Regions from separate parts of the Homo sapiens genome. Here all the other regions are linked to region 1. The links are chromatin contacts, found by Hi-C or POLR2A ChIA-PET in ENCODE. All regions are on one chromosome and are shown on one strand. Each heading gives the region's core, a stretch centred on a gene start or an enhancer-like site at or near the end of the contact. The rest is flanking DNA. Distances are from core to core; before and after follow the strand shown. Region 1 holds the start of CACYBP (calcyclin binding protein). Region 2 holds the start of CEP350 (centrosomal protein 350). Region 3 holds the start of TOR1AIP1 (torsin 1A interacting protein 1). Region 4 holds the start of GORAB-AS1 (GORAB antisense RNA 1).

Evidence for each region. A loop is a pair of places that touch in the nucleus more often than their neighbours do. ChIA-PET counts read pairs that join two places held with the same protein, here RNA polymerase II (POLR2A). Pooled maps may share reads with other maps.
Region 2: a map of naive thymus-derived CD4-positive, alpha-beta T cell shows a loop between it and region 1 (20-fold over the local background). The contact joins the promoter of CEP350 here to the promoter of CACYBP in region 1. A Hi-C loop is called at or near these places in 1 of 168 maps with a recorded cell type or tissue (naive thymus-derived CD4-positive, alpha-beta T cell), 1 of 37 single-sample maps with no recorded cell type and 9 of 50 pooled maps.
Region 3: a map of CD8-positive, alpha-beta T cell shows a loop between it and region 1 (23-fold over the local background). The contact joins the promoter of TOR1AIP1 here to the promoter of CACYBP in region 1. A Hi-C loop is called at or near these places in 2 of 168 maps with a recorded cell type or tissue (CD4-positive, alpha-beta memory T cell and CD8-positive, alpha-beta T cell), 1 of 37 single-sample maps with no recorded cell type and 14 of 50 pooled maps. POLR2A ChIA-PET finds 5 or more read pairs at or near these places in 1 of 52 experiments (CD4-positive, alpha-beta T cell).
Region 4: a loop to region 1 is called in a map of naive thymus-derived CD4-positive, alpha-beta T cell, with 19 times the contacts of the local background. The contact joins the promoter of GORAB-AS1 here to the promoter of CACYBP in region 1. A Hi-C loop is called at or near these places in 1 of 168 maps with a recorded cell type or tissue (naive thymus-derived CD4-positive, alpha-beta T cell) and 7 of 50 pooled maps. POLR2A ChIA-PET finds 5 or more read pairs at or near these places in 1 of 52 experiments (A673).

The regions. Positions count from the first base shown.
Region 1 is chr1:174,996,939-175,004,400 of GRCh38, reverse strand. It overlaps CACYBP (calcyclin binding protein), which reads right to left and starts at 4,454. Exons shown (of 6, transcript NM_014412.3): 1 at 4,206-4,454. The coding sequence starts at 4,220. LOC105371622 (a long non-coding RNA gene) reads left to right here and starts at 4,755. Exons shown (of 2, transcript NR_188647.1): 1 at 4,755-4,806; 2 at 6,668-6,922. RefSeq lists a silencer at 4,434-4,553 and enhancers at 4,584-5,093, 4,645-5,181, 5,124-5,333.
Region 2 is chr1:179,951,882-179,959,343 of GRCh38, reverse strand. CEP350 (centrosomal protein 350) reads right to left here and starts at 4,534. Exons shown (of 38, transcript NM_014810.5): 1 at 4,202-4,534. It overlaps LOC101928933 (a long non-coding RNA gene), which reads left to right and starts at 6,866. Exons shown (of 4, transcript XR_241158.4): 1 at 6,866-7,078. RefSeq lists a silencer at 4,100-4,549 and enhancers at 4,337-4,838, 6,929-7,038.
Region 3 is chr1:179,878,774-179,886,235 of GRCh38, reverse strand. It overlaps TOR1AIP1 (torsin 1A interacting protein 1), which reads right to left and starts at 3,951. Exons shown (of 10, transcript NM_015602.4): 1 at 3,259-3,951; 2 at 1,467-1,544. The coding sequence starts at 3,733. It overlaps LOC139427322, which reads right to left and starts at 3,920. Exons shown (of 1, transcript NM_001436163.1): 1 at 3,843-3,920. The coding sequence starts at 3,920. The coding sequence ends at 3,843. RefSeq lists enhancers at 2,985-3,084, 3,388-3,682, 3,245-4,004, 3,509-4,046, 4,025-4,134 and 1 more.
Region 4 is chr1:170,527,649-170,535,110 of GRCh38, reverse strand. GORAB-AS1 (GORAB antisense RNA 1) reads left to right here and starts at 2,502. Exons shown (of 3, transcript NR_125958.1): 1 at 2,502-2,663. GORAB (golgin, RAB6 interacting) reads right to left here and starts at 2,945. Exons shown (of 5, transcript NM_152281.3): 1 at 2,827-2,945. The coding sequence starts at 2,887.

The DNA.
Region 1 (7,462 bases), core at 3,205-5,704:
ATCTTGAACAAACAATAAATAGGTCTTCAAACCTAAATTTTCCAGTTTATGTTTTAAAATATTTACAAGAAACGTCTGCGACCTAAAAAGTAAAACAAAGAACTTTTTTTTGACAAAGGATTCATAGATTTCCTTGTAACATCTAATCCGAGTGTCATTAGATGTTAGACACTTTTAAAATATTTAAGAGATGAGAGAACATGCAGTGACCATGGTAAAATGCTTTTATAGCAAACTTAACTGAGGTAATGAATGCTCCACTTTCTGTCACTGATTGGTCTTCATTATCTTCCCACCTCAAATACCTCACATAAAAAAAGTCTTAATTTTTAAGACAAAAGATAAAAAAAAAAATTTCTGCTTTTGAGGAAAAGTCTTGCTCTGAAGCTGGGTCAGTCTTACACTCAGAAGTGTAGGAGTTGGTTGCACAGAAGGTGACAAAAGACCGAAAATGCAACATACTCTTGGAAATTATCTTTTGAAAAAGCCACCACGTTCTCATTTTCTTCTCTTGCCAATCCATCATCTATTAAAGTCTACTACTTTCTACTTTCTAGAGATAGAGGCAACATTTTATGAAATTCAAGAGTTAAAGACAATGTTAGAAAATTATTGAGCCTAAGTTTTTTTTCCCCCAATTACCCTCTGACATACTGCAAATACACAAGATCTTTCCAAACAGCTGTTTCACTTTTCTTACAATAACTTTACACTCTGGCTTGACACTACCAACTTGACCAAAAAAATCTTGTGTCACAGCTTGATATCAAAAGCTCAATTTAAAAAAGTCTTTTAGTGCTTTATAACTCAGAATATCAGACGCACAACAGAGTTTGAAAGCCTGTTTCTTAATAGTCTTATAAAATGCAATAACAGAACTAATTCTTTTCTTTTACTACAAGTCTTTTGTTATCTCATTTAACTCAGATGCCCTAGTTTTGCCTATCTATAACAGATGACATGGTATAAAAAGTTCAACTCTGGCCAGGTGCAGTGGCTCACACCTGTAATCCCAGTACTTTGGGAGGCCAAAGCGGGTGGATCACTTGAGGTTAGGGGTTCGAGACCAACATGACCAACACGGCGAAAGCCCGTCTCTACTTAAAATTCAAAAATTTGCCGGGTGTGGTGGCACGTGCCTGTAATCCCAGCTACTCGGGAAGCTGAGGCAGAAGAATCGCTTGAACCCGGGAGGCAAAGGTTGCAGTGACCCGAGATCGCGCCATTGCACTCCAGCCCGGGCAACAAGAGCAAAACTCGGTCTCCCAAAAAAAAAAAAAAATCAACTCTGCCCAACCCTCTTGTCCACACTCTCGACCCTTCCAAGAACAGCTCATATTACTATGACAAAAAATCTTGCAAACTCATCTTTTGAGCATAGAACCAAAATGTTTCAGTTCAAAGTAATATTTTTATTGTAATGGTTTCAAAAAAACGCTGATTCTACAACTCCTAATTCATAATAAAAATATTGAAATGTAAAATGAAATATATTAAGTCTAAGCAAGAGGTTTTGCTTTTTGACTGAAATAGGAATACTTTATCTAGCAGAATGAGAAAGGTACTTCGAATTAGGCAAGGGATTCCCCCAATGGCTGAATTCCCAAGCCCTCTTTATTGCCAGTTTTGACTCTAAAGTACTCTTTTTATTATGAAGTATCCACTGAAAAAACTTAAAACTGAGACAGTTCCTCAGTTCTGTTATTGGCAGACTTGAAACCAACAAAGGTGATTCCTTTGATGCTTTTTCTGCACAAATACTTTAAGATGTCCTAGTTTCCTATCTAATTTATCATGTAATTTTCCTTGCCTTCTTGGCATGTGTTTGTTTTACGTATATAAAAATTTTATTTCTCTTTTATCCCTACCCATAAGGCATTCAAGCTTTATCTTCCTATTTCCTAATTTTTCACTAGGAGGCATTAACACCAATGTGCCTCAAAAATGGGCAAAGGAATTCAACACACATTTCTCCAAAGACACAGAAATGGACACCAAGAACATTAAAGATGCTCAACATCTTCATCATTGGGTAAACGCATATCAAATTCCCAAGATGCCACTTCACACCCAGTAGGATGGTATCATAAACCGAAAAAGAAAAATAAAACACCCCAGAAAATAACAAATGTTGATAATGATGTGGAGAAACTTTCAGAAGCTTCAAACATTTCTTACAGGAATATGATGCAACCACTCTGGAAACAGTCTAACAGTTTCTCAGAAAGTTACCATATGAACCAGTAATTCCACTCCTAGGTATATACCCCAGAGAACTGAAAACACATCCACACAAAAAACTTGGATACAGTACTCGCAGCAGCATTATTTATGCTAGTCACGAAGTGGAAATAAGGCCAGGCGCCATGGCTCACACCTGTAATCCCAGCACTTTCAGAGGCCGAGGCGGGCGGGCGGATCACTTGAGATCAGGAGTTCGAGACCAGCCTGGCCAACGTGGTGAAACCCCGTCGCTACTAAAAATACAAAAATTAGCCGGGCATGGTGGCGCGCGCCTGTAATCCCAGCTTCTCAGGAGGCTAAGGCAGGAGAATCCTTTGAACCCGGGAGACGGAGATTGCAGTGAGCCGAGATTGCGCCATTGCACTCCAGCCTGGGCGACAGAGCGAGACTCCGTCTCAAACAAAGAAGTGGAAATAAATGTCCATAAACGGATGAAAGGATAAACACAATGTGCCACATGCATATAATAGAATATTATTTAGCCATAAAGAGCATGTGTACTGATACACGCTACACCATGGATGAACTTGAAAATGTTAGTGCTAAGTTGAAGGAGCCAAAAAACAAAAGGCCACATACAGCGTGACTCCATTTATATGAAATGCCTACAATAGGCAAATTCACAGAAAGTACAAGATGAGTAGTTGTCAGGGGCTGAGGGAGGAATGGGAAGCAATTGTTTAAAACACACTACATGGTTTCTTTCTGGAGTGATGAAAATGTCCTGAAACTAGACAGTGGTGATGGCTGCACTACACTGTGAATATATTTAAACAAAAAACAAATACCTGAATTGTACACTTTAAAATGGTTAAAAACTTGAATTTTATCTCAAACAAAACAAAAATCAAGTGCCCTCAAATGTATATTTCTAAGTGCCTAAACTGAGAACGATCTCTACTTTCAAGAGGACTAACACTGAGCTATCCACCTGCAAGACTGTGAAGTTATCTCCTAGGGGCACATAGTACCCAAGACCTACCTTAAAAGACTTGTCACAAGATACCCAGATTAATACTGGAACACACAAACCTCATAGTTTTTCTTCATTTAAAGAAAAGATTTTGAGTTTAAAAAACAAAAACAAAACAAAACAAAAGCTTGGGACTCCCCAGTACTTGTTTTCATAAAGCAAATCTAGTTAATACACACCCAACACTTAACTGTGAATAACTGTCCCGTCTTCACCTCCCACTTACGCCAGGAAATGAGCAATACAAGTACTATCATTCCCATTTTCTAACTGAGCAAACTAAGTCTCCACAAAATTTAATTCTCCAACGTTCAGAGTTTACAGAGCTTTAACACAGGCCATTCGCTTTCTTACTATTAATTACAACTAACTTTCCAAGTTATTTATTTTAAAAATCACATACAGCAGATTGCTGTTTGCCAATCACTGACTTAAACACCTAGAAATCATATTTTTTAACAACCCTATGAAATGGATGCTACTGCGACACAGAGAAGCTAAACAACTTGCCCAGAGTAACACAGCTCCTCGTGTGTAGAGAAAACCTGACTAGGAGAATTCAAGTGCTAGCACTGAGAACTCACCTTCCAACCGCCCTCTACCAAGAACGACACTCATGTTTGCACCCAGCTTTGCTTGAATGAAGCTTCCTGTCCACTGGCTGGGAAACCAGGGCAGAAAGGGCCTGAGGAACACGCGCAAAGGGCCGCTCTCCCAGACCCACTCCCCGCACCGCCTGCACGGATAATCGCCGCACACCCCCGCTCGAGCCCAGCAGGCGAGTGGGGTGCGAGGTCGAGTGGAAGCGCTGGGGAGCCGACGGCGCAGCAAGGGGCGAGTGAGGTGTCCCCCGGGAAGGCGGCGCACTGACTGGCGCGGGACCGGGTGGCCGCAGGGCGGCTCAGCCCACGGAAACGGCGGTAGGGCGGGAGGCTGGCGCTGCAGCTCCAGCCGGGGGGCATAAGGAATATGGGGCCGGACCACTTACCTCTTCTGAAGCCATGGGGGCTGGGTCAGGCCGAAGTCCCGAGCTGCAGCCGCGCAGAAGGAGGAACAGGAAACCCCGCGCCGAGCCCTCAAACCGAGCGCAGACGCCTACCCGCACGAGTCGCGGCGCTGCAGCCTGCGCCCACACCGACCCTGCGCAAGATCGCGGCCCGCCTCCCGCACGCGACGGATCTCGAACCTTCGCGAGGCAGCCGCCGCCACCGCCCACCGCGAGCACGCACAGCCCGCCAAGCCTGGCTCCACCCACCCTTCCTCGCCTCGCCGAGCCTAGCCCCACCCCTCCCCGCCCCGCCGAGTCTGGCTCCGCCCGCCTGCCGAATCTCCTAGCAACGCTCAAGTCTCGCGAGCGAACCGGCAATCCGAGAAGAGTAATGTCTTGCTCTCCGCCCTGACAACTTTTATGTATTATAATTTGACCGCGCTGGGCCACGCTGCGCAGTCGCAGCTCGGAACCGCTGCGTTAACCCAGCCCCGGAAATAACGTACCGATCTTCGGAGTCCAAGTCGGAAGTTGACTAGAGAGTCACCTGCTTTCGTCCGCTCTAGGACACCAGACACACCAGGCCGCCATGTTGTGTAAGGTTAGTCTCTCAGCCTCCGCGAGAAGAAGGCGAAAAATGGGGAGGAGCAGCCTGGTTACTTTCAAACGAGAAAGAACGGATATGTTAAGCGTGGAGGGCTCCTAATGGTAGCGGTTTGATTTTCAGTGAGTTTGGCGCGGTGGAGACGTCACCGCGGTCTAACAGTTCCGACGTGGTGGCGTCATCACTGGCCGCCGTAGGAGGTGGAGCTACGTTGGCCTCGTGACCGGGCCCTGTAGCGGAAGCCCAGGTCAAGGCCCTAACAAAAGGGCCCGCCTATGGCCACAGTTTCAGGCCCTCCTTTCAGTCATGGACTGTTGAAGCACGATTTCCTGGTGCTTTCGCCCCTTTCACCGACCATTTCAAGAGTCCGTAGTTCTCGCCTGGGTTTGGATTCGGTATAAGTGAGCCTGTTTACCATCAAAGAAAATGGTGAAATGTCTTCTGGAGACGATGTTCTCTTCTGGTTCTAACCCTGTCACTCAGTGAGACCCCCAGAGAAGCCTAGTTTTCAGATTATTCTAGTCCTTGGCAGGCTCAAGATGTCAACAACACGGTTGGAAACAACCCCTGAGAGGTCACATAGCGCGCACTCAGCTTTACAGATCGTCCAAGGCAGCGACCCCTGAGAGGTCACATAGCGCGCACTCAGCTTTATAGATCGTCCAAGGCAGCAATTAGAATCAGCAACTCGGAGAGGAAAAAAAGCTGTTAGCGGAATGGAGGCTGACCATTATCTGTAGTAAAGAATCGGAAGTACAGTACAAAAATAAATTACCGAAACGCAACATGCGTGAATTTCACACAAAAAAATGAAGTTGAGGGAAAGAAGCCAGACATGGAAGAGTTCATATTGCGTGGTTCCATTTAAAAACTAGCCCATGGTGTTAATGAGCATAGTGGGGAGGACAATGACATGAAAGAGCCACCAGGGGGCTTTTGAGGTTCAGGTAATGTTTCTTGATTTGGACACTGATTATAGATAGGTGGGTTCACTTTAGAAATCTCATTGAGTTGTAAACGTATATTTATGTACGTAGTTTTTTCTGTAGATTATGCTTAAGGCCCGGCGAAGGGGAATTTGCCCAGGTAATGGAAATATTACACCGATACATAGAATTGTCAAAGTTCATGGGATGAACTCCTAAGAGCTGTGTATTTTATCGTATAAATTTTTTTAAGTGTCCAACCAATAGCCTGGAATTATTAAGTACATAATTAAATAAAAACAAATATCCCATGGACCTAATGCAGTGAACAGTTACCTCGTTCTCTTAATTGCTCAGGCTAAGGACTCATACCTGAGTCTTCTATCTCAGGCCTTACATCTTATATAACAAGCCTTACTGGCTTAATCTTCAAAATATGTAGCGAATTTAACGAGTTCTCACAACCTCTGCTTCTACCACCTGACGGGGTTTGGGACATGCTACCCAAAAATATGGCACCTAGACATATTGAATACTTTGAACTGAAGGAATTTGAGAAAGAACATATGCAGGAATGTCTCTAACTTTCTTGCACCTTTCTGCTCTGAAGCAGGACGTAATACCCTCATGTGAGAATTGCCCTGTCTATACCTGGAATAAAAGTAACATCTTTATCTCTGAAAACACAGGGACGTAGAGACGAATATGAACATCAGGCCTTGCTAAGTTTCCCCCAGTTTATTACCCTTAGATCACAGTCTTTTAGCCCCATCACATTTTCCCACAATTCTCCATTCTTCTTCAAACCTACTCTAAACAACACTAAGGTTAACTATTTATTCGGGTCTTCATTTCTTTATGAAGTTTCCATGTTATGTAAAACTAACATTAATATTTATGCTTTTCTCTTGTTAATTTGTCTTTTGTTACAGGATCCCCAGCCAGTGAGCCTAAAATGGGTAGAAGGAAAAGATATTTCTTACCCTACGCACCCAGGTCCAAGTCATCATTATTTTGTCTGAAATTTATCTTCCTAACTGATTTCTCTGCTTCCCCATTGTGCCTTAAGAGTTAGTTTTCCACAGAGCAGCTCGAGATATCTTTTCAGATCATTATATCCCTTTGCTTAAAAACCTCTAACAGCTTCCTATTAGGCTTAGAATAAAGTACAAACTCCTTAATGTGAACTTGAGTGTTTTACGTATCTTATCTCACCTTTATGAGCTTCATGTCAGAACCCATCTCTCACCACTCTTCCTTCCCCGCTCCCTGATTTAAACAGTCTGGCACTTTACTTATTCATTGAACCCACTGGGTTTGCTCTTGCCTCCAAGTCTGTACCCAGCTTTCTCTCTACCTGTAATCCTCTTCCTCTAGGTCATCACACAGATCGTTTCTTCACTCTATTTAGGTCTTTCAGAAGTAACACTAAGGGAGGCTTTTCCAGACAATATTATGCAAATATAAATGGACATGTGACAAATACTTTATTCGACTTATTAGTTACTGAGAGTGTATTTGAGTAGCCAGGTATTTATAGGCAATTTAACAATGTAATGTTAGTATAAGGTGGCAAGGTTAGATATAAACCTGTTAATGTCTCACAGGGTAATAAACTATAACTTTTGGTGTTATCTGTTCCACTGGAAAGGAAGTAGGGATTTGCATTCTTACTGGACAAAAATCTACAAGTTAATGTATAGATTCAGTATAGGACTTTTAAATCA
Region 2 (7,462 bases), core at 3,285-5,784, 5.0 Mb before region 1:
TAGCTGGGATTACAGGCCTGCCACCACGCCTTGCTAGTTTTCGTATTTTTAGTAGAGATGGGTTTCGCCTTGTTGGCCAGGCCGGTCTCGAACTCCTGACCTCAAGTGACCCACTTGCCTCGGCCTCTCTAAGAGCTGGGATTACAGGCGTGAGCCACCAAGTCCCAGCCCTTCCATCAACAAATGTTTTGACACAGGATCTAATTATGAGACACTCTGTTGATGAAATGTGTAGATCTCTAAAAATCACATTCAAAAATACATTTATATCACTATTTAATAGAAGAAAAAATTTACTTCCTTTTTTTAGAAAAAAGTTTCAAAAATTATAAAAGTGATTCTTACAATAAAACCATACAAAAATGTCTAAAGTAAAAAAGAAAAGTCATCCACTCCCTCAGGAATAACATGTTTAATGTCTATCCTTATAGACCTTTTTCTATTCACATGCAAAATGAAAACAAAACTACATTTGTCTATGTGTTTTTTAAATAAATCATATTCTATAGTATAGTGCAACTTATTTTTTCACTTAATTTTATATCATGAACATTCTTCCAAGTCAATACATAATTGTAACAGCAAACACTTATGTGGCGCTTATTAATGCTTATTTAGGGCCTAACTGTTAACTCATTTAATTCTCATGGTACCCCTGTAACATGAGAACTACTAGTATATCCAATTTATAGTTGACTTTAAGTAATTCGCCAAGAGTCACAGCTAGAAAGTAGTGCAGTTAGGTTTTGAATCCAGAAGGTCCACCGCATGGTTCCAGGAGCTGAAGGATATGCTCAGCTGCTGCTCATGAAGTAAATATAGATACCCTGAAACCTGTTAACAACTGCACAGTAATTCACAGCATAAAAATACTAGACTTTTAACTATTAGCCTACCAACAGACATTTAGGACATTTTTAAATTATTTATAAATGTTATTGACATCTTGAAATAATGCTAATATAAACATTCTTATACAATTCCTATGCTGTTAAAATTTATGTAACATAAATTTTAAGCAGGAAATGATTCTATCAAACAATATATATACTTTTAATCTTGATAGGGAATGCCAAATTTCCTTCCAGAAGGTTGCTCCAATGGTATCAATTTATAGTCCCAACTACAGAGGAAAGGGTTCAGATTCATTTTTAAGTTAACACTTTGGATTCATGAAAAAAAAGGCCCATTTTGAGTTTTTAATTAATACTGAATAGACTGCCAAGTTGATCACAATTATGTTCTGATTTTATAATTATCTGACATATTAAACAAATGTAGACTTAGCAGCTGTGCAATGGATTCTTCTCCCAGTTATGAAATCAACTATGCATGAGATATCGCCCCTATACAACCTTCTGTTTTCTTATGTATAAAATATGGGAATTGGACTAGCTGGCCTTGAAGAATTTAAACTCCCAATACTGAGATTAAGAAGTGACTTAAAGTTATTACAAGGCTATAATTATAGTACTAGTATAACAGGTTAGGGTCTTAAAGTTTATATTTTCTTTAAATTACCGTAACCTGTTGCCAGAGCACCTAGGCAAATCATTAAAATAGTAAATGAAGTTTCCACTGTGGCTTATTCCCAGTGGCTTTTTAATCCCAGGCTGTCATTCCCTTGCTACCCAGCAAATCTGAGCATATCTCTGGAATATATTCCCAAGAGTTGAGGTGTGCTTAGGAACTAAGAACTAGTCTTTTGTTTTGTTTTGCATTTAAAATATTATTCTGGGACTATTCTTTAGTCAATTTCTTCAATTAGTATTTATTGACTATGTTACCATATGCTAGGCACTGGGTGCATAATAGTGATTAAAGGATCTCTGCCATCATGGAACTTACAGACCAGATGAGAAAGGCAAAGAATAACTCAAAATAACCACAAGTAAATGTAAAATCACACTTATGATAACAATGAACAACAACAACAACAAATCAATACAGAAAAAAATACTATGCAATCTGATGATTTTTTTACACTATAACACTAAAATTTGCCTCATGTTGCAAAAATAACAATCACAATTATATGCAGAGAATTAACTTTTTAAATCATCAGTTGTCTCAACAATAAAATCATCAAGATATTACTACTTTTCAGTTATGTTACTGATCATGTGGCTTGAATGTTTGTTTTACATAACTAAGAGTATAAATGACTGAAAGAATAAAGATGACAGAACTGAGTATCCAAAGTGAAAGATAATAAATGAACTACACTTTAATAATCTTGTTCAAGCAAAAAGTATATACATAAAGAAGTAAGTGATCCATCATAATTCATGACTTGTCAATAATTAACAAAACGTTATAAAAATACTAATGTTTTTAAAGAACTGACGATCATCAGCATAAGGGGCAAGTGGCATGTAAAAAGGAACAAAAATAGAATAATTTTTTAATATTTTAAAATAACACCAAATGCCAGAGCACCTATATTAATATTTAGTTTAAAATAAAAATAATTCCACATTATCTGCAGAAATGAGAGGCATTCACATAAATGATCTTCCTTGTGTGTCAGTTTCCACGACTGCAAAATAAGGATATCTGCCATACCTACTTCACAAGATCACTGTGAAAACTAAATAAAATAATGTATATAGAAGCACACCAAAAACTGATGTCAGTTATTTTAGACTTCTTTTTTGCTCCCACTATAAATTATAGCAATTTAACAAATAAAATTGATTATAGCAGTACTTCATCTCCTTTCTTCTGCTCATATATGGTAGAAGTGTTATAAAATGGGCAAAAGACTGACAATCAGAAGCAGAAGGAAAAAATCCAAAAACTTTATAATTCATAAATTGATTGCCCCACAGAAGGTTGGCTGTTTAAGTATTAACGCTCTTACATGACACACACACCAATTTATCTCAGAAAATCAAAGAAATATGTTCACATACGTATGAAATTTTTTACATATACAACTTGCCATCTCTACATACACAAAATTTTGCTACTGAGGATGAAGAGATACAGAGATACACATGTATTTATCCACATATACAATGTATTCTAGCTTGAAGTTTATTTTCAGATTACAGTATCTTAAATTTAATGCACTGACAGTTCAAATGATTCAGATTTATTTCATTACATTAAATAAAATTTGTCAATTTAGCACACCGAAACTAATTATTATACGCCCATGGCTTTGAAGCAACTTCCAGCATGGGTCTAACAATCCCTCAAAGTCACAATTCCATGTCATTAGCAGTGCATTTCCTTGTTTAAAAACAATATATTAAACGAAGAAATTTTCAGAATGGAGGGCAACTTTTAGTATTTTATCATTGTTTCTACAGAACTTTTCAGATTGTTACTAGCTCTGCCAAAGATAGTCTTTCTTTTAAAACTCTTCAAATACAGGGCAGGAGGTATCGTTAACATGGCAACAATAACGACTTCCCCAAATTCAAAACAAGGATCACCATCAAAACAAAACAATCAGGTGGAGTACATGGATATTGATCACTATTTCTGACAACCTGTTTTTTCCCATATGAAGGATTTGCTACTGCATTAAAACATTAAAATCTATGCCTATGTGCAACTTTCTATCTGAATATTTAAAATCCAGGCAAATTCCAATTCATATCTTGTGACATTAGCTAAATATTACTTAGCATGTTGAGCTGCATTTAAAAGGCAGAGGAAAATACTGACAACTTCCAAAACATAAAGCCTTTTAAATCTTTCCCCAAATTATCTGTGAATAAACTACCTTCAGCAGCCGCTAGACTAGAGTAGATCAAAGTTTTCCCTATACTTGAGAATGTGATCCCCACTGAAAAGGAACAGAAACTGATCATCCCTGCCACTGGAGCCAGTCCCCGGAATCTCCCCAAATACGCCTGATCGCCAGATGAAGAAGGGACACTTCTCCGGGCAGCAAAGGCTAGAGGTATCTTACCTCTGCAGGCTAGAGGAGGGGTGGAGGAGGCGGGAGGACACTGGCACGTAAGGAAGGAAATTCCGTCTTCAGCAGGCACTGGTGGGACCCGAAACCTAGGTCCCCGAAAAGCCTCAGAACCCAGGGAGGTTCCCCGAGGGGGACGCCAAGCAGGGCCAAGACTCTCCGCGCCCGGCCCCGCCTCTCTTGCCGCCACCGGGGACCCGGGACCGCGGACAGAGACAGTTGAGGCTGAGCGAGACTCCGCGGTCCCAGCCAGGTCCTACAGGAGCTCACCTGAGAGTGTCGCCTCCGCCCTCGGCTACCACGGTGCATCCCGCGGAGCCTGGCGGAGGGTGCAGTGACGCCGCCCCGACCGGCCCCAGGGCTGCCCGGCCTGGCCTCCCCGCTCCGGGGACGCACCGGGTGCCCTCCTCGCACCGGCTCCGGGGATCCGCCGGTCCGCTGGGAAGGAAGACAAGGCGGAAAGGCTGCCTCCCCTCCCTCAGGGCAAGCCACCCCCCGAGCTGCGGCTCCCTGCAGTTCTCTCTGGCGCAGGTCTGGCCCCGCTCCCCGGCCCGGGAGTCACTTCGTCAGGGGCGGCCCAGTCGCCATTACAGCCCAACAACTGACACGGAGGAGGAGCGGCGCCAGCGGCAGCGGCTGTGGCGGCGGCGCGAGGCAGGGCGGGAGCAGTCGGGCCCAGGCAAACCTCGCGAGAACTGTCCCGAGACAGTGCCACAGGCATGCCAACCTTCGGTTAGGGCCATGTTGAGTGTGGCCGAAAGGTGGGAGCGAAATAAAACAAGGAGCAGAACCGCGAAGAAGCCATGTTTGGTGCGTCGAAGTTTAAACTCGTAGGACTTGGGAGGAGCCAAGGTATATCCGCAGAAGAGACCACCCCTGCCCTTTCGCTTTGACGCTCATTGGGCCTTTTGGCTGCGCATTTCACCCCGGGCTGAGAAAACAAGCTGGGGATTCGACAAGAATGAACTCAAAGTCTGGAAACGGCAGCTTCTGAGAGTTTACAATGTTTCACCAACTGTCGTCCAAATAAGTCGTCACCCCTGTCAGAGTAGTTGCAGCTCTGCCGTTACCCACTGCTGTCACTGTGGCCGTTTTATTCGCGAGGGTTACAGTTCTGTTTAGCATGCATCTAATGACTTAAGACTCCACGCAAGTAAAACGGAGTTTCCTCCCATTAAGTATTGGCTTTGCTTTAACAGTGCTTTGAGAGGCTCTCTGTGGCCAACATATCTTCTCATATCTTTGTCCTCGTTTCCCAATCTCCGCGTGGTGAAATCATCTATCAAGACTTGGCTTAAAGGACCTCTCTTCTGCAAATAATGCCATCTTCCGCTAGGTGCTCACTGCACACAGACTCGCCGCCCACCACTTCTGTCCACCTTCTGAACTCCGATAGTTATTTACCCAGAGACTGTTTCTCATCTTTAAGTGTCGTGAAGACTTTAAGATCTGTTTTATCTCTCTATACCCCAAAATGGCCTAGCACAGTAACTAGGACATTGTAGGTGCTCAATAAATGTTTGTCGAATATCAATGACAGCAGGAGGCAGTAAATGGTCCCTCTTTGTAGGGCCTACAGCTGTGCCTGAGTAGGATGTACAGAAGTCCTGCATACGTGTGAAGTGTCTCCAGGAAGCTGCACTGGAGGGGACAGGAAATGTGGGTAATCGTATGGTGCAAGTGGTAGCAAAAAAGACAACATAAGGAAAATGTTATTTAGGTTTTGCCCAGTCTTGCTGTTTAAAGCCCTGTGTTAGATGCTTTTCATGCGCTATTTTACTGAATGTAAACAACCACCTTATTAAATATACTCACTTTTTTAAAACGAAGAAACACGTACTGGCCGGTCACAGTGGCTCACGCCTGTAATCTCAGCACTTTGCGGGGCCGAGGCGGGTGGATCACGAGGTCAGGAGTACAAGACCAGCCTGGCCAAGATGGTGAAACCCCGTCTCTACTAAAAATACAAAAATTAGCCGGGCGTGGTGGCGGGTGCCTGTAATCCCAGCTACTCGGGAGGCGGAGGCAGGAGTATCGCTTGAACCTGCGAGGCGGAGGTTGCAGTGAGCCGGGATCGCACCACTGCACTCCAGCCTGGGCAACAGAGTGAGACTCCATCTCAAAAAAATAAAAAAAAAGAAAGAAAGAAAGAAAAAGAAACAAGTACTGAAAAAGCTAAGTAATTTGCCCAATTTTATACCATCAATAAAAGGGAGCTGTAAGCTTTGGGATCTGCTTTGCCCCAAAGCCTGTTTATACTTTTTCAGCCCCATGCTATCCCCTTGACAACAGAGAAGACACCAAAGTTCTGTCACTGTGCTCAGAGCAGGGTTACCCTGGTATCAGCCTATGCACAATTTCTACTTCTTATACCTTGTGTTGGTCTGTCTTCTCCTCGCCTCCTAAATTCCCCAAGCACATCAATGTCTTTCTTTTCTAATATCCCGTTACTCTTGTGTTTACCCTACAGATTGGCCCTGAATCTATCAAGTTTTGTACTAGTTGCATATAGTTTCATGAGAGTAATTAATCTCTGGAACAAGATTGGAGGTTTACTGTGGAAAGGTTTGTGGCCCTTCCCAGACGTCTCCGCAGTGTTAGGCCGGTAATAGGTATTCAATATGGCTCCCTTGTTTCTCCTACTTTTTAGTAGACACTAAGATTGCATTTTTCTTTATATTCTTTGTTGATTACTGTGGCCTTGACTCTCACCACTCTTTGGATAACTGGATCTTGGCCCTAGACTAAATCTCCAATTACCCGTTACCCATCTTCACATAGATACAGAAGTCACCAGCACCTTCAGCTCCCATATTAAGGTTATCATTTTTCCTCCCTCAGTCTCACAAAGCCAGCTCCTCCTCGTTTCCTCTGTATTTCTGTTCATGGCCGTCACAGAACACTCTTCTGAGAACTAAGAGAACCAAAGTTTCAGAAATATTATATACTCCTCTGTACGCCTTGCTCCCACCCAGTTATGAAGTCTCTAAATACCACTGATGCATATTTCTTATATGTACTTCCCTTTTGTCTGATTGCACCACTGCCTTCCTAATTTAGACTGTCATTTCTACTGCCCAAATGATTATAGTAGTATTTCCACAGTTCAGCTTGAGTTTTGTCTCTATCATGTCTCTACCTGCCAAGGTAAGTAAAAACTTTTCGCCTCAGCCATCAAGGCTTTTCTCAGTATGGCACCAACCTAACTTTCCATCTCCCTTAAGTAAGACAGCACAATAAAGTAGAAAGGGCAGGAATGTGACATCAGAAAGACACTTATTCAAATCTTGGCTCTATCACTTACTTGCCTTATGACCCCTCAAGAACCTCAATCTTCTTGTCTATATCAAGGCTAATGATATCTACCCTGTAGGGTTGTCTTAAAGATTAGAAATAATACCTGTCAAGAGCTTGACGTTAAAAGACAGAAATAAACGGTAGCTAATGTCACGAAATGGGAAGTGATACACTGACTGAGAATGTTACATTCAAGCCACACTGGATCGGAGAAACAACCTGTTCATTCCTACC
Region 3 (7,462 bases), core at 2,702-5,201, 4.9 Mb before region 1:
AAATTACTCTAGATTTAAAATTAGACATTTTTGCTTTCCCAGGTATACAATAAAATCTACTGCAAATAAATTCAAGATTATGGTTTTCCAAAATGGCCCAGAAAATCTGATTATATCATCATTATTCAAAGCATTTTTCTAAGATAGTTTATAATCTTAACACAGTAACATAGACTATTCAAGGAATATAGGACAGGCCAGGCGTGGTGGCTGATGCCTATAATCCCAGCACTTTGAGAGGCCAAGGCGGGTGGATCACCTGAGGTCAGGAGTTCGAGACCAGCTTGGCCAACATGGTGAAAACCTATGTCTACTAAAAATACAAAAATTAGCCAGGTGTGGTGTCAGGCGCCTGTAATCCCAGCTACTCAGGAGGCTATGGCAGGAGAATTGTTTGAACCTGGGAGGTGGAGGTTGCAGTGAGTGGAGATGGCACCACTGCACTCCAGCCTGAGCAACAGAGCGAGACTTTGTCTCAAAAAAGAAAAAAGAAAAAAAAATTAGCATGAAGGTGTTTTTATTTGAAACTCAACTTGAACCAGACATACTTATTCTAAGTTTAGAATACAATAGCTCACATTATAAAGCATAATCTTATTAGAAACAGGTAAATAAGTCAGGATCTGGGTACTAAAAACCAAGGATTATCAGTTTTAACAGCTATGATTGTTTATTATTGTGAGACTTTCCTAATATCAAAAAAAGCAAATTGAAAATTAAATGGAACTAAAACCCAAAGCATTAATAACTGGACTTGATCCCTTCTCCAGCTTTTTAAAATATTTTAATCAGCTTTTAAAACTTAAGTGAACTATTAAATGTAGCCTACTTCCATGTTACATTGATTCTGACAATTTTTTTAAACACTTTAACATCTTTGAAATTGGGATGCATCATATAATTATGGCATATTACTACAAATTACCAAAAAATTGGCAGCATTTTCCCTTGCTAGGTGGTACATAAAACAATGATGGTGTTTCTTATAGTCGATAGCATCTTAAGATTTGATAAACCACAGTATTAAACTGAAAAGACTGATCACACTGTGTCAAGATTTTACCATGAAGAAAAGTTAATCCATTTTAAACACAGGGCAGTATAACATATTCATTCATTTGACATTGAACAAATTTTACTGAGTAGCTAGTTATGACATGAGAGAATGATAGTGAGGCACTTGGGGGGAAAGTAAAAGGGCTCTGGAGAAGACAAACCTGGGTTTGAATTTTGGCTCAGTCACATATGTGATCTTACAGAATTGTCTTAGCTTCTCTGTGTTTCAGTTTTCTCTTCTATGAAATTGGTATAATACCTATCTTACAAGGTTATATGGGTGGCTGGTACTCTTGAGTACTCACGTGTCTGCCCTTGTCTTTTCTTTACACATACTTACATTGTTTAATTCAATGAACATTTAAAAAGTTGGTAGGTAAGGAGAAAAACAAAAAGTTAACTATTCTTACCTGGAGCCTCTTGTATGCTCCTGACAGTTTTCTTTGAGATCGTTTGGCTTAAATCAGTTTGGGAAGATGCTTCATCCTCTAAAAAACAGACATAACAAGAGTTAAAATTCAGAATATATGACCTGGGAGATCATGGCACAGATTATGCATTTTTGTAACAATACATAAGCAAAAATTCAAGAAATTCGTTTCTTTAGAAACAGGTGGTTAGGTTTACCAAAACTTAGGAAATATACCAGTCAGAACTCCTCTTGAGACAGAATACAATGAATTCAACAGAATATAATAATATTTGCCATTGTTGTTTTACAAAAATATATTACTTCAGAAAATCAAAAAGATGGGGTAGAGAGTCACAAATGATGTGGAAGAAAGCAGAAGAGTGAAAAATGTTTAGATCCTTAAAGATTTAATAAAATAGGGGTAAATTCTTTACTTGTTAAAAAAAAGTTAGCCTGTATAACTGCACTAGGCTCTGTGGAACTCAATACAATGTAACATATTTTTTGCCTACCATGTACAAAGCATTCTTCCAGGTACTGAAAAATACTGAATTAAACCAAGTACTTAAATTACTATCAAATATATTATAGGCTCCTTGTCTGCAAAAACTTTGTAATCTTAAAAGAGATAAAACTAACACATATATGGGCTAAACTGTCTTCAGTTGCTACACCCAAAAATAACTGACATAACTTTAACATAAAGTTTCCAAAATCAAGTCTTCAAATCTGTCAGTACCTTCACGAGTCAGCAGGTAAACTTGCAGCCTATCACCGTGCTCTAAGCTGAAAACCCACTCCTCCGCCTATCAATAGTCTACCACAAACTATGTCATCCCATTGTGACTCAGGTCCGCTGATTTTTACCTCACAGGTGCCTTACATGGGATTAACATGAAACTTCATCTGTGACTCAGTGTTAGGTCCTAAAATGGGGGGGGCAGGGTGGGAGAGGATAGATTAAGGAAACTGATTCACCTATGACTTACCTAACACTATACACTCACTTTGTCAGCATCCCTTTTGTCCATTTAGACGAAAACTCTAATTAATAGTCTTGTTTTTCAGGTTACTTTGTCAGTCTGATTTGCCAGACTACTTGAGGTTACAGTGACGGCCACCAAAGTGGCAGATTTTTGGCAGGGACCACCACACTGGAGAAACAGCAATCAGCTCAAGTTATCAAACACTGGGGAACATCAGTTCAGGAAAAATGAGTTACCCCATTTCGGTGAAAGTATTGGGTGAGGTCTCAAATCAATTCACTAAACTCAGCAATCCCTCGAAATGCCCACTCACAAAATTTCTCCTTCCTCTCTGCCCACCTGGGTGAGGAGGGAAAAAGACTGAAAGGTTAGATCCTCAGCTGGGGACTCTGGCCCGCGAGCGTTAAAGAAGGAAATGGAAGTGGTTTCTGTAGAAACATCCGCAGGGTAGAGGGAACCGAAATGAAACCGACCCTGCAGTAATTCGCTGTCCCCTCGTGAAGGCCTGCAGAAAAAGGCAGCTCTGACTCCCCTAAATTGATGCCCGATGTTGGGCAGAGCGCCCCAGCCCTGCCCGGGTCGCTCCACACGACCATCTTTCCACTCCTCCGGTCGGCGCTTCCTTCCCCGCTGCGGGTCAGGGTGGCCCTTGCACGGCGGCACAAGTCCAGAGGGGGCTGAGGAATACCCTTTAGCCAATCCCAGTACTTAGTACCCAGGCGGGCATGAGCTCCACCGAGGCGCGCGCCCGCCCCCGCGCGTTCCCTGGCTCGCGGCTGGGACTGTTACCTCCGCGGTCCTCACCTTCAGAGGAATGAGAGTCCCGCAGCCCTCTCCTGGTCATAACAGGAGACGGCTGTAGCGGAGGCTGCTCTGAGTGCTGCTGCTGAAGGCGGGTAGTCCTTCGCGTCTTCATTTCCTCGGTTTCCTGGGGTCGCGGCTGCCTCCGCTGCCTAGACCGAAGGTAGTACGCGCTTTCTCTCACTTCCTCTTTCGCAGAATCGGACCGGAACTCTTCTAGCCGGGTTCGTTTTCCCACCGGGGACCTTTCTTTGGCCACCAGGGGCTCGAAGTCGCCGTACACTTCTGGCGGCTCGTCCGAGAACCTCACTTCCCGCCGGCCCTGGCGCGACGGAGGAGTTCTGTACGCAGGCGCATCGCTGCTGCCGCCATTTTGAGGGGCGAGCCGGCCCCTTCCCTCTCGGATGGGGGCCCTGGGGGTGACGTACACACCCCATCCTTCCCGCACCGCCTCTGCCCGCCGCCCGTCGCCCGCCATAGTTGTTGACGTAGCTTTAGTCGATCGCGAAGATGGCTTTATGGACCCTAGGTTCTCCTGCCGGTGGTGGCGATGGCTTCTCGGGGGTGTTGGGCGGTGGCCGCTGTGGTCAGGGAGGCAGTTGCGAGTCGCTGGGGCCGCCGCCTGCGTCGTCGCTGCTGTGTAGCAAACCTGCCTCTGGGCCCATGGTGTGTCTTGAGGGCTGTGAGAGAGGCAGTGCCTGAGCTGGGTCAGCTGCTGTGGATCGCTCCCGCCTCCTGGCTGGAGGCACCAAAGAGGAGGAGAAGGGGGAGGAGGACGTCTCTGCCATCGCCCTTAAGTAAAGGAGGGGTGGGGGCGATAGAAGGATGGCAGGGCAACTTGCCTGTCCTAAGTCTAGCCGCTCGTGGCAAGTGTTGACTGCGTGTAGGAGACTCCCGTCCTATCTCCCAGTACCAAGTCTCGGGGAAAAGGAGTGCGACGAGGGTGGAGAAGACCCAAGTTTCGCTTCTCGGCCCCAGGCTGTTGCGCAGTTTCCCTGGAATCTTTTTGATCGACTGCTACGTTGACCATGTCCTTCCCAGTGTCCTTAGCAGGAGTGATGGCCAGAGAGAGAACTTTTGCACATGCCATGTTTTCGTGGCAAAAATTTTAGTTTCAAGTACCTTATGAGGGCGGTTACCTAGTTTTGAATTTTGTCACTTGTTGAGGGTGTACAAAATCCTATCTAGAGTCATACTCGTTGGATGTATTTTCTTTTCCGAAATGTACCCATAGGACACATAACCTTATTCCTGGTCTTTAATATTTCTCGGTTTTATACCAAGCAGCAGTGTTCGGAAGACCATGTTAGTGCTACATTGTGCACAGTGAGAAATGAACAAGTTTTTTAATTAAAGACAGCACTGTAATTTTAAGTTGTGATCCATTATTTTTACTTTTATTCTGGATGTGACGTGATACTCTACATTTGATTTAGAATGCTTTATGGACTTTATGGAATAAGAAAGCATGGTAAAATCTATTTGTTTCACCTCCTTATACAAATGTTTACAGATGTGGCTAATCTGCAAATACCTAACCAAATTTAGACACATTCAGAGAAGGTCGATTAAGTTCGTGTAAAGTCTGAATAATTATTGAAAGAAAGCTTAAATTGCCTTCAAATATACAACTGCTTGTAGGGCTTTGTATGATTGGAGTGAATAGATTTAAAAAATTGTAATTTGGATACCAGTTACAATGAGCGATTCTGAAAAGTTTGAAGGTGTTTGTTTATTCTTCCAAGTAATCACCTTAAAATGTTTTTGAGCAACTCATTTGTTGCTCAAACTTGGCACAAATTTCAACTACTTAAGTCGTAATGTGTACTATGTTTTTATTTTATTTTTATTTTTATTTTATTTTTTTTGAGACGGAGTCTTGCTCTGTCACCCAGGCTGGAGTCCAGTGGCGCGATCTCGGCTCACTGCAACCTCTGCCTCCCGGATTCACGCCATTCTCCTGCTTCAGCCTCCCCAGCAGCTGGGACTACAGGCGCATGCCGCCACGCCCGGCTAATTTTTTTGTATTTTTAGTAGAGACAGGGTTTCACCGTGTTAGCCAGGATGGTCTCGATCTCCTGACCTCGTGATCCGCCTCTCGGCCTCCCAAAGTGCTGGGATTACAGGCGTGAGCCACCCTGCCCGACTGTGTACTATGTTTTTACTAATATTGTCCATAAATTTGGCCACAGGCAGGAGGAATTACAGTTTTAGAGTGAGATAAGGTTTGGCCTGTTAGGAGCTTAGTTTACTGTAGCTTTATGTACAATATAGCTTTTAAAAACTGCAGTAACAAAAGAGAGACTTCTTTCTTTCTTTTCTGTCTCTCTTTCTTCTTTCTTCTTGTCTTTTAAGGAAAAATGAAAAGGATACTCTTCCTTGTCAGTCTGGATTAGATGGTATATTTCGGAAATTAGCTAGATTTACTCTTCCAACAAAATGCTCAAAAGTATTGATATGGTAATACGTGGCTTTTATTTATGTTTTAAGCAGGGCTTTCTCTTTAAAGTGGCTATTACATTACTCATTAGTAACACAATAGTATAAGTTCCTTAATAGATTTAATTATTAAATATAAATTTTATAGTAATATATTGAGTTCATATTATGAACATTAAAGTCTCCTTGAAACATTTTACCAAGACAGATGACTATGTAGAAACTGGGATACTAGCTTATAAAACTTGGATACAGGCTTGTAAAACTTAGGTTTGAGGGACAAATTAAAAAAGAGACAAGAGATTCTACATATTGAACAATCAGAGGAGAGGTTCTGCATATTATTGAATAATCAGAATATGCATATTTTGTAATTAAAACTGCTTGTAAAGGCTTAGGAATGGCCTTTCAACTAAATTAATGAGACACTTACTGTAAAATTAGAGGTATGGTAACTTTAATGCTAACACACACACACACACACACACACACACACACATATATATATGCATCGGATTTTCCCTCTCATCTAGGTTGTAAGCATAAGGAAACCTACCTCTACTGTGACTGCCTCCTTCACCTAGAAACCTTACAGATACGAAACTTTCATCACTAGCTCTGAGGCAAAGCTAAACTGTTATGAAACTAGATACTCTGCTGTAGCTATTATCCAGACTATAAGAGTGGCTGAAAAGAGGTGACATTACAGTGACAGTAGAGTCATAGCCAATATTATAAGGGATGCGCTGGGCCACTAAAAAAGGATGCCTCAGCTCTGGATATTAAAGTTACTTTGGGAATTTGAGAAATCTGGAGGAATTCAGTGACCCAAAAAAGAAGACCGGTAAGAAAAGAAATGATTAAAACAAAGAATACACTTAATAATTCATTTACTTATCAAACGTGTGCCAGCAATGAGGAAGACTATCTTTAGGGAATTTGTCATTTATTGGGAACGACAGAAACACGAAAAATTACAATTCAGATTAAATGGCATTAATTCACACACTTAACTATTAGGGCTAGGTCTGGAAATCCTGTGCTCTTGAGACTGGGTTCCTAAATCAGTTATTTTATTTCATTTTTAATTAATTTATTTATTTAGAGACGGAGTCTCGCTCTTTCGCCTAGGCTGGAGTGCAGTGGTGCAATCTCGGCTTACTGCAGCCTCCCCCAACTCCAGGTTCAAGTGATCCTCCTGCCTCAGCCTCCCGAGTAGCTGGGATTACAGGTGCCTGCCACCATGCCCAGCTAATTTTTGTATTTTTAGTAGACATGGATTTTGCCATGTTGGCAAGGCTGGTCTTGAACTCCTGACCTCAGGTGATCCATCCGCCTTGGCCTTCCAAAGTGCTGGGATTACAGGTGTGAGCCACCACGCCTGGCCAAAATAATTATTTTAAATGAAACATTTTAGAACAATAAATTTTTTGTACAGGAACTTTTTGCTTTAGGGTAAGCAGAAGTTCATTTATTTAAAGAGATAAATCTATCCGTTGTGACTTAGTAGTACAAATGAAGTAGGCAAACAATTTTAATAAGGAAAAGATGATTAAAATATTAAACAGGAGGAAGTTAATTAAAGACATAGTAGCTGGCTCCATTTATTCCCCAGTCTTACAAATGATAGAAAAATATTTTAATGACAATACAAATGAAAATTCCTGGAAATGTTATACTGAAATTAATTAAACACAATAAAGTGAATGGAATATAGTATTCTTTTTGTTGAATTAGGACTTGCAGTTAATTATTAAACACCATCCAA
Region 4 (7,462 bases), core at 1,253-3,752, 4.5 Mb after region 1:
TTTTCAATCTTCTTTTCTTCCTACTATGGTAAACTCCTACAAGACAGCACCAAAAAACGGAGTGACTGTGCAACACAGTCACCTGCCAAACCCACATTAAACATGAAACGAGTGAAAACCAAATCTTTATTTTAAACAATTGACTTATTAGGGCTATTTGTTACTTTAGCTTAACTTGTCTTAACCTGATTTCATAAATACCAATACCTCTGAAATTCCCTCTCCCTGATCACATTCCCACGCCTCCCCACTATATACAATCATACGTCACTTAACAAAGGGATACATTCTAAGAAATGTGTTGTAAGGCAATTTTGTCCTTGCGCAAACATCAGAGAGTGTATTTACACAAACCTAGATGGTACAGCCTACTATATACTTAGGCTATATGGTACAGCCTTTTGCTCCTAAGCTCCAAACCTGTACAGTATGTCACTATACTGAAGACTGTAGGCAACTGTAACAACGGTATTTGTGTATCTAAACATAGAAAAAGCATAGTAAAAACAGGGTATTATAATATTACCAGACCATCACCATATATGTGGTCCGCTGCTAACTGAAATACTGTTATTGAGTGCGTGACTGTATATATTATATATACAGCTAGCTGATCCTTGGTATATGAGGATAATTGGTTCCAGGATCCCCATGTATACCAAAATCTGTGCATACTCAAGTCCCACAGTTGGCGCTGTGAAGACCACATACACCAAAAGTTGGCCCTCCATATACTCAGGTTTTGCATCCCCCAAATACTGTATTTTTTAAATGCACATTTGTGTATAAGTGAACCATCACAGTTCAAACTTGTGTTGTTCAAGGGCCAAGTGTAACTACATATACTGTATTAACAAACATTTTAATGCATGTGGCTACAGTTAATACTAATATATTCCCACCAGCTGTACAGTAGCCCGCTAGATGAGTATACCACAATTTATTTATCCATTCCCTTGTTAATGGACACTTTGGTTGTTTCCAACTTCTTAATATTATAAACAAGACTATTAACAACTTTCTTGACTATGTTCCTCAATGCCCATACAGGGGTCTCCAGAGTACTACTGTCCTTATTTTTCCTGGCAACCAACTCCATCTTCCTAAATTATTCAATAAATTTTTAAAGATAGAGAACAGCTAGAAATGGCTTTAAAATTAAAGGGCCAAATCCTCTAATTTTACAAATAAGGAATCCAAGGAGAAAAGATTTAGAGGAAGAGCTGGAAGTTCTATATGCCAATCACTGTGTTTAGCTACGGGTATACAAGGAGGTTAAGATATTTTCCGTCCTCGAGGTGGTCACGGACTAGCGATTTGGTTTCCACACTACAGTGGGCCTTGAAGTTCAGGTCCTCACCATCCTCTATCTACCCCCGGTTGCAAAGATATTTCAAAATATACTTCTACATAATGAATATGTTGTTTAATTTAGATTTTTATATTAAGTCATCTTTACCCTGGAAAATGCGCCTCTGCTAACACACAAACTTTGTGAAATCTTCCCAAGCTCCATCCAATCCCCGGCAGAGTGAGGTTCCTCTTGTCTCTGAAGCAAGTTCTTGCAATATCTACTATCACATAACTTTGTGGTTTGTCTCCTCATGAGTCTACTGGAGTCAGACCAGAGGCCAGGGCACTTGTACCCTGTATATCAAAGTATGTGAATGGATGTTGAAAACACAAAGCAAAAGAATTTGAGTATATCAAGCAACACAGAGTCAGTTAACTACATAGCTTAGCCTAACCTTTATGATAGAGTTTTTAAAGTCCCCTGGACCAGTCAAAATGTCCCCAGTCGATATAATCTACATTGGCCCTATCTTACTAATTTACTTCTTTTCCCACTTGTCTGCCCTAGATTATTCTCATATTTATGCTAAAAATGCACAAGCTACCAGAGCAACATCCAATTTCCCCACAAACGCTAACAAAAGGTTTACTTCATTTGCTACCAAAATAAAGTATTTGAATTAAGGTACCAAGAGTGATGTACACTTCTTACAGAAATTGTGTGTACTACCACGATAACCATACAGATCACTGCGAAATTTCAACCACAAGCAAAGTGCAATTAATATTACTAAGTTTTCCACCAACAATCAGCAAACTTAATTCCTTCCACAACAACAAAAAAATTGTACAAGCCCATTCAATGATTACTCTATAAAGCCAGAGAGAGAAGCACAAGGTTAGCTTACTCCAAAGTCAGTAAGACTGTATGTATATAAACATATAAAGTCTTCACATCTACCCTCTCAAAGACCCTTTTGGTTTGCTGATTCTCAAAAATTGGGAAGTACTGCAAAAATCATCTGGCAACCAGAAGTGAATGCAACACTCCAGATGAATTGTGAAAAGTACCGAATTTTTGCCTTTATTCAGACGCCTGTGCTCCTTTTTTCCAACCATCTGCTTCTATAAATTCATCACAATTCTAATACGGTGTGCGCCCCTCCTCCTTCCCTTACCCTGACCCTAACCTTCCAACCGTTGATTCCTGCAGCAATCTTCCCTAAGGGAGACACCCCGGCTGTAGGCTCACTTCCTCTCCCAAGTCCCATTCCTTTCACAAGAGTCAAATCCCTACAGTGGATTCCTGGACCGTTTTTTCTAAAAGAAGATCCCAGTCCTCTGGCTTGCCCCTCCCGTCGTGACTCCCAGTAAGTCCTCCTCTGAAACCCCCTAATCCAGTCCACGTACTTACAGCGCCTTCCGCTAACACAAACGTAGCCGCTTCCACGCCCCCTTTCCCCGCCAAAGCTGCATCCCCGCCTCTTCCCCTTAAGACCCAAGAATTAAACCACTGTAAACCCATCTTGTAACCTTTAGTCTGCTTTAGTCTCCTCAGTTCCTCCTCAGAGAATCCTGCCCAACCTTGCGCCATCGGCCCGGGCCACCGGCACCCCCAAAAGTGCCCAAATCTCGCAGCCGCGACTGCCAACACTGCTGCCCAGCTCATCCGGGTTTTTCCCCGGCCGCGGCCAATCAGTGCATCGGGCTCCAAACACAAGGCCCTCTCTCCCCGGCCTCAGGGTCCGGCTTCCTTCCAGGCTGCCTTCAGCAGTGCCTGACAAACTGCCTAAGGAAACCTTGCCACGCAGACATTCGTTTCCTCTGGCTTACCTCTACTCTCTCTCTCTCTCATTGTTTCTCACTGTTGCTGGTTAATCGCTTCAGGAGCTAAGGGGGGAAATGGCGATGGGGATAAGGGTGGAGATAAACAGGTATTTGGGAAGGAGCAACAAGTCGGTGGCGGAAACGGGAGATCTAAGTGCCTTTGGGGTCCTGTACCTGTGGGGCGGGAGCGGTGCTCTCTGTGGCTCTTAGTGTGCCCTAAAATCCTTGTGTTTTGCTGGGAGTGTGCACAGCGCTGGAGGCCTCCTTCAGATTAACTCAGGAAATGATCAGATTTAGGATTTTGATGATGAAGAAACATTTAAAAGGGGTGGGGTATAATTGATGAAAAGGGAACAGGCATAACCAGGTCTCTCGCAGGCCGGAGCGGCTCTCAGATTTCTTTTGCTTTGGGTTGTTTCCTTTGTGAATAATTATAATATGTAACTTTCCTCTTAAGGGATTTCTTTTTCTTTTTTTCTTACTTTTTTTTTTTTTTTTTTTTGAGACATAGTTTCGCTCTTGTTGCACAAGCTGGAGTGCAATAGCACGATCTCGGCTCACTGCAACCTCCGCCTCCCGGGTTCAAGCGATTCTCCCGCCTCAGCCTCCCGAGTAGCTGGGATTACAGGCGCCGGCCACCACACCCGGCTAATTTTCTGTATTTTTAGTAGACACGGGGTTTCACCATGTTAGCCAGGCTGGTCTCGAACTCCTGACCTTAGGGTATCCGCCCGCCTCGGGCTTCCAAAGTGTTGGGATTACAAGCGTGAGCCACTGCGCCCGGCCGGGATTTCTTAGTCTCCCCTTTAAATCTGTTTTTCAGAGAAGACATTGTAAAACGTCGGTGCTGGGGGATGGGAAAGCATTTCTTAGGATCCTGCCTGGAATCCTAATACCGTAATTCGGGTTCTGCCTTGAACACTAACCTGAGATCCCATTTCCTCATTTGAAATATGGTTGCAAAGATTAAAAGATGCAAGCGTTGTCAAAATACACATAGATAAGGATGATTCAAGAGAGACCTAGTTATACTATTTTTCATGGTTCTCTTTCACTATTTTTGCAGTAAGAACAACAAAACACCTCATCTTGGCTTACATTTTAAAATACTTTGGCTTTAGTGTGTTGATATTTTTAAACAAAATGAAAGAAAGGAGTAAAGTACAAAATAAAACACGTCAAGAAAAGTTGAAATGAGTACTTCAGATTTAGTAAGTGATAAAAAGTGAAGGATGTTTGGAATTTCCCATGTAAATCCGAGCTTTTAAAACTTAAAGTGGTTTCTGAAATTTGGGGATGCTGCAGATGCGTCATTTTAAATATGTACTCATTTTTTATAATATTAAACAATCAAAATGCCTGGAGGAGACAGTTACCACCAGTTTCTGAATATAGACTGAATATAGACTACGTATATTCAAGTTATAGATTATCTAGCTCCAAAGTAGTAGATGGGGATCAGTGGCAATCTGGTAGTTAATTCAGTTTCCTAGTTGCAGGCAACCGCCATCTAGTTCATCTAATAACAGTAAACCACCTTGTGTGCCCCATGTTGAATTTTATACATAAATGTTCTTTAGTTCACTCTGGGGGAATTTCAAAAATTATCCGTAATCTTAATAAAGATGTAAATTAGGATATTTTAAAAGGTTTTGCATTGGCCCTTAATGAGAACCAAAGCGAAAGTGACACGTGGTAAAAGATAATAAAATCCGTCTGTATAAAAGTTATAATTTCCAGTTTGCTAGGTTCTAAATCTCCTGTTTGTTGTTTCTGTTGGCTCTCCCTCATGGTGGCTAGTTTCTTCAAATGTTGTGTAATATTTAAGTGGGAATTTATCTTCAAAGTTCTTTGTTCTGCAGAAGTCTTCTCTTCCTTGAGTTAAGAAAGTGTCTCTACAGATTGGTTTTATTGGTCCTAAAGTTTCAGTTGTTTTAATCCAGATTTAAGGTAATTTTTTCAGCTTCTACTGTAAATTTGGTTCTTGGGTCCCACCCCCATATATGATATAGGACTCAGGTCTCAGTATTTTTTAATTGCCTTTATATGTATACAAATTATACACAACTTTATTTCAACAATCTTGTCTTCAAATATGTGAAGGAATCCCAATCCCTAGGATCTATATTTACATAGAATCCCCCTTTCTATATCTCTTTAGCTTTCTTTTAAGTTCTATGATGTATTTTTTGATTATGTAAATAAAAACATGTTATATGTTTTTATGTAAACAAAAAACATAATAATATTACTCACAGATAGCAAGCCTCCTTACTGCTTTTCCAAAGCAACAGTCTTAAGTTTTTGTGTTTTTGTTTTTTTTTTAAAGACAGGGTCTCACCCTGTCACGTAGGCTGGAGTGCAGTGGCATGATCTTAGCTCACTGCAACCTCTGTCTCCAGGACTCAAGCGATCCTTCCATGTCTTTGTCTCCAGAGTAGCTGGGGCTATAGGTGCCCACTACCATGCATGGATAATTTTTATATTTTTTTGTGGAGACGAGGTTTGCCATGTTGCTCAGGCTGCTCTCCAACTCCTGAGCTCAAGCGGTCTGCCCAACTGGGCCTCCCACTTGCTGGGATCACAGGCATGAGCCACTGTGCCTGGAGTTTTTCTAACCCTCTGTGATCATATGGTCTGTCTTTTCTAGACTCAGCTTTATTTCAGCAATCTTGTCTTCAAATTATGTGTAGGAATCCCAATCCCCAGGACCTATATCTAGGTAGAGGCCCCCCCTTTCAACATCTTCTTTGCTTTCTTTTAGGCTCTGTGATATATATTTTTTGTTTACATAAATAAGAACATGTTATACAGTATTTAGCATCTTTATGTGTTTATAGAAGGGGACCACCTATGACAATTTAGACAATATCTCTGGTTGATTCTCCATCAGAGCGCCTAGAATATAAAAATGAAGACTAATTGTGTCTGTAGCCTGGTCAAAACAGTAAAATGCTTTCCCAGCACACTTTGAATAAAATCCCAGTTCCTGCATGTTCCTACATGATCTCACCCCTGTCTACCTCTCTTATGTGATCATTAGGCTGTCTTTCCCTTTACTCTGCACTCACTATAATCCAGCCAAAATTGGCATTCGTTGGGGTTTTGGAATACACCAGACTCTCTTTTCTACTATCCTCTACTACCTACCCAGAGCTTTCCCAAATGCTGTCCTTTAATTATTATCTTTCCCTTGTCTGGCTGGTTCTTCCTGCTTCTTTACGCTTTGGCCTTAAATATTCACATAGACGTTCTATGACCACCCTATCTAAGTAGCACCCGCCCACTTCTATGTTTTTTATAACTTTTTACAGCACTAATTAAAAGTTCTCATCTCTTCTGTCTACAGACTGAGCTCCTTGCTTTACCAGCATTTATCCTCGAATGTAAAGTGACCCATCCAATTCCCTTTTTTATACTGCCAGTTGCCTCTCTTCCTTTCCTGTCCCTGCTCCTTTGCCTGACTCTTCATTTCTACCTACGACTTGGGGATATAGGACTGCCTTTCTAACCCTTATGCCTTCCTTACTCAGGATCTGTAAGTAAAAATCTTTGAACTTATTTCCTATTGTGGTTGTGTATTGAATTTGTGCCTTCCATCTGGAGAACATGGGGCTACCCCAGACCAAGTTTTGCCCTGGAGAAACACAGGTTGGACTCCCAGTGCCAGAGCAGTGGTCAGAAAGGCATTGAGTGGATGTGGGTCAGACAAGAGCCACAAGGGTGTCTGCCAGTATAAAAGAGATCACCCTGTGAGGGACCCCCTGGTTGTGGGTCAGACAACTAGGATGTCTACCAGGTAAAAGAAGTATCCCATGAAAGGCACTCTGTAAACACCCATATCTAGTTCCCCTTCATTTCCTGTAAGGTCAGGGTTGCTGTGGTACTACAACCCCAGTTTAGCTCTGGGCTCTCAAAACAGTAAGTCTTGCACACCTGTCAGATTTACTTTAAAATACGATGCTATTATAAGTAGCGTTATTTTTAATTTCAATTTTTAATTAGTTTGTTATTTATACCTGCTACAGTCTTAATTTTGGTATACCTCACAAAATTCATATTCTGGAACTTAATCTTCATGTGACAGTATTAAGAGGTGGGGCCTTTAGGAGGTAATTTGATCACGAGGTCAGGGCCCTCATGTATGGGATTAGTGTCCTTATAAAAGAAGCTTGAGGGAGTCGGATTGCCTCTTCCATGTGAATATGGAGCAACAAGATTCCATCTATGAAGCAGAGAGCAAGCCGTTACCAGACACCAAATCTGCCAACACCTTGGTCTTGGACTCCCCAGCCTCTAGAACTGAACAATAAATTTCTGTTGTTTGTAAATTATCTAGTCT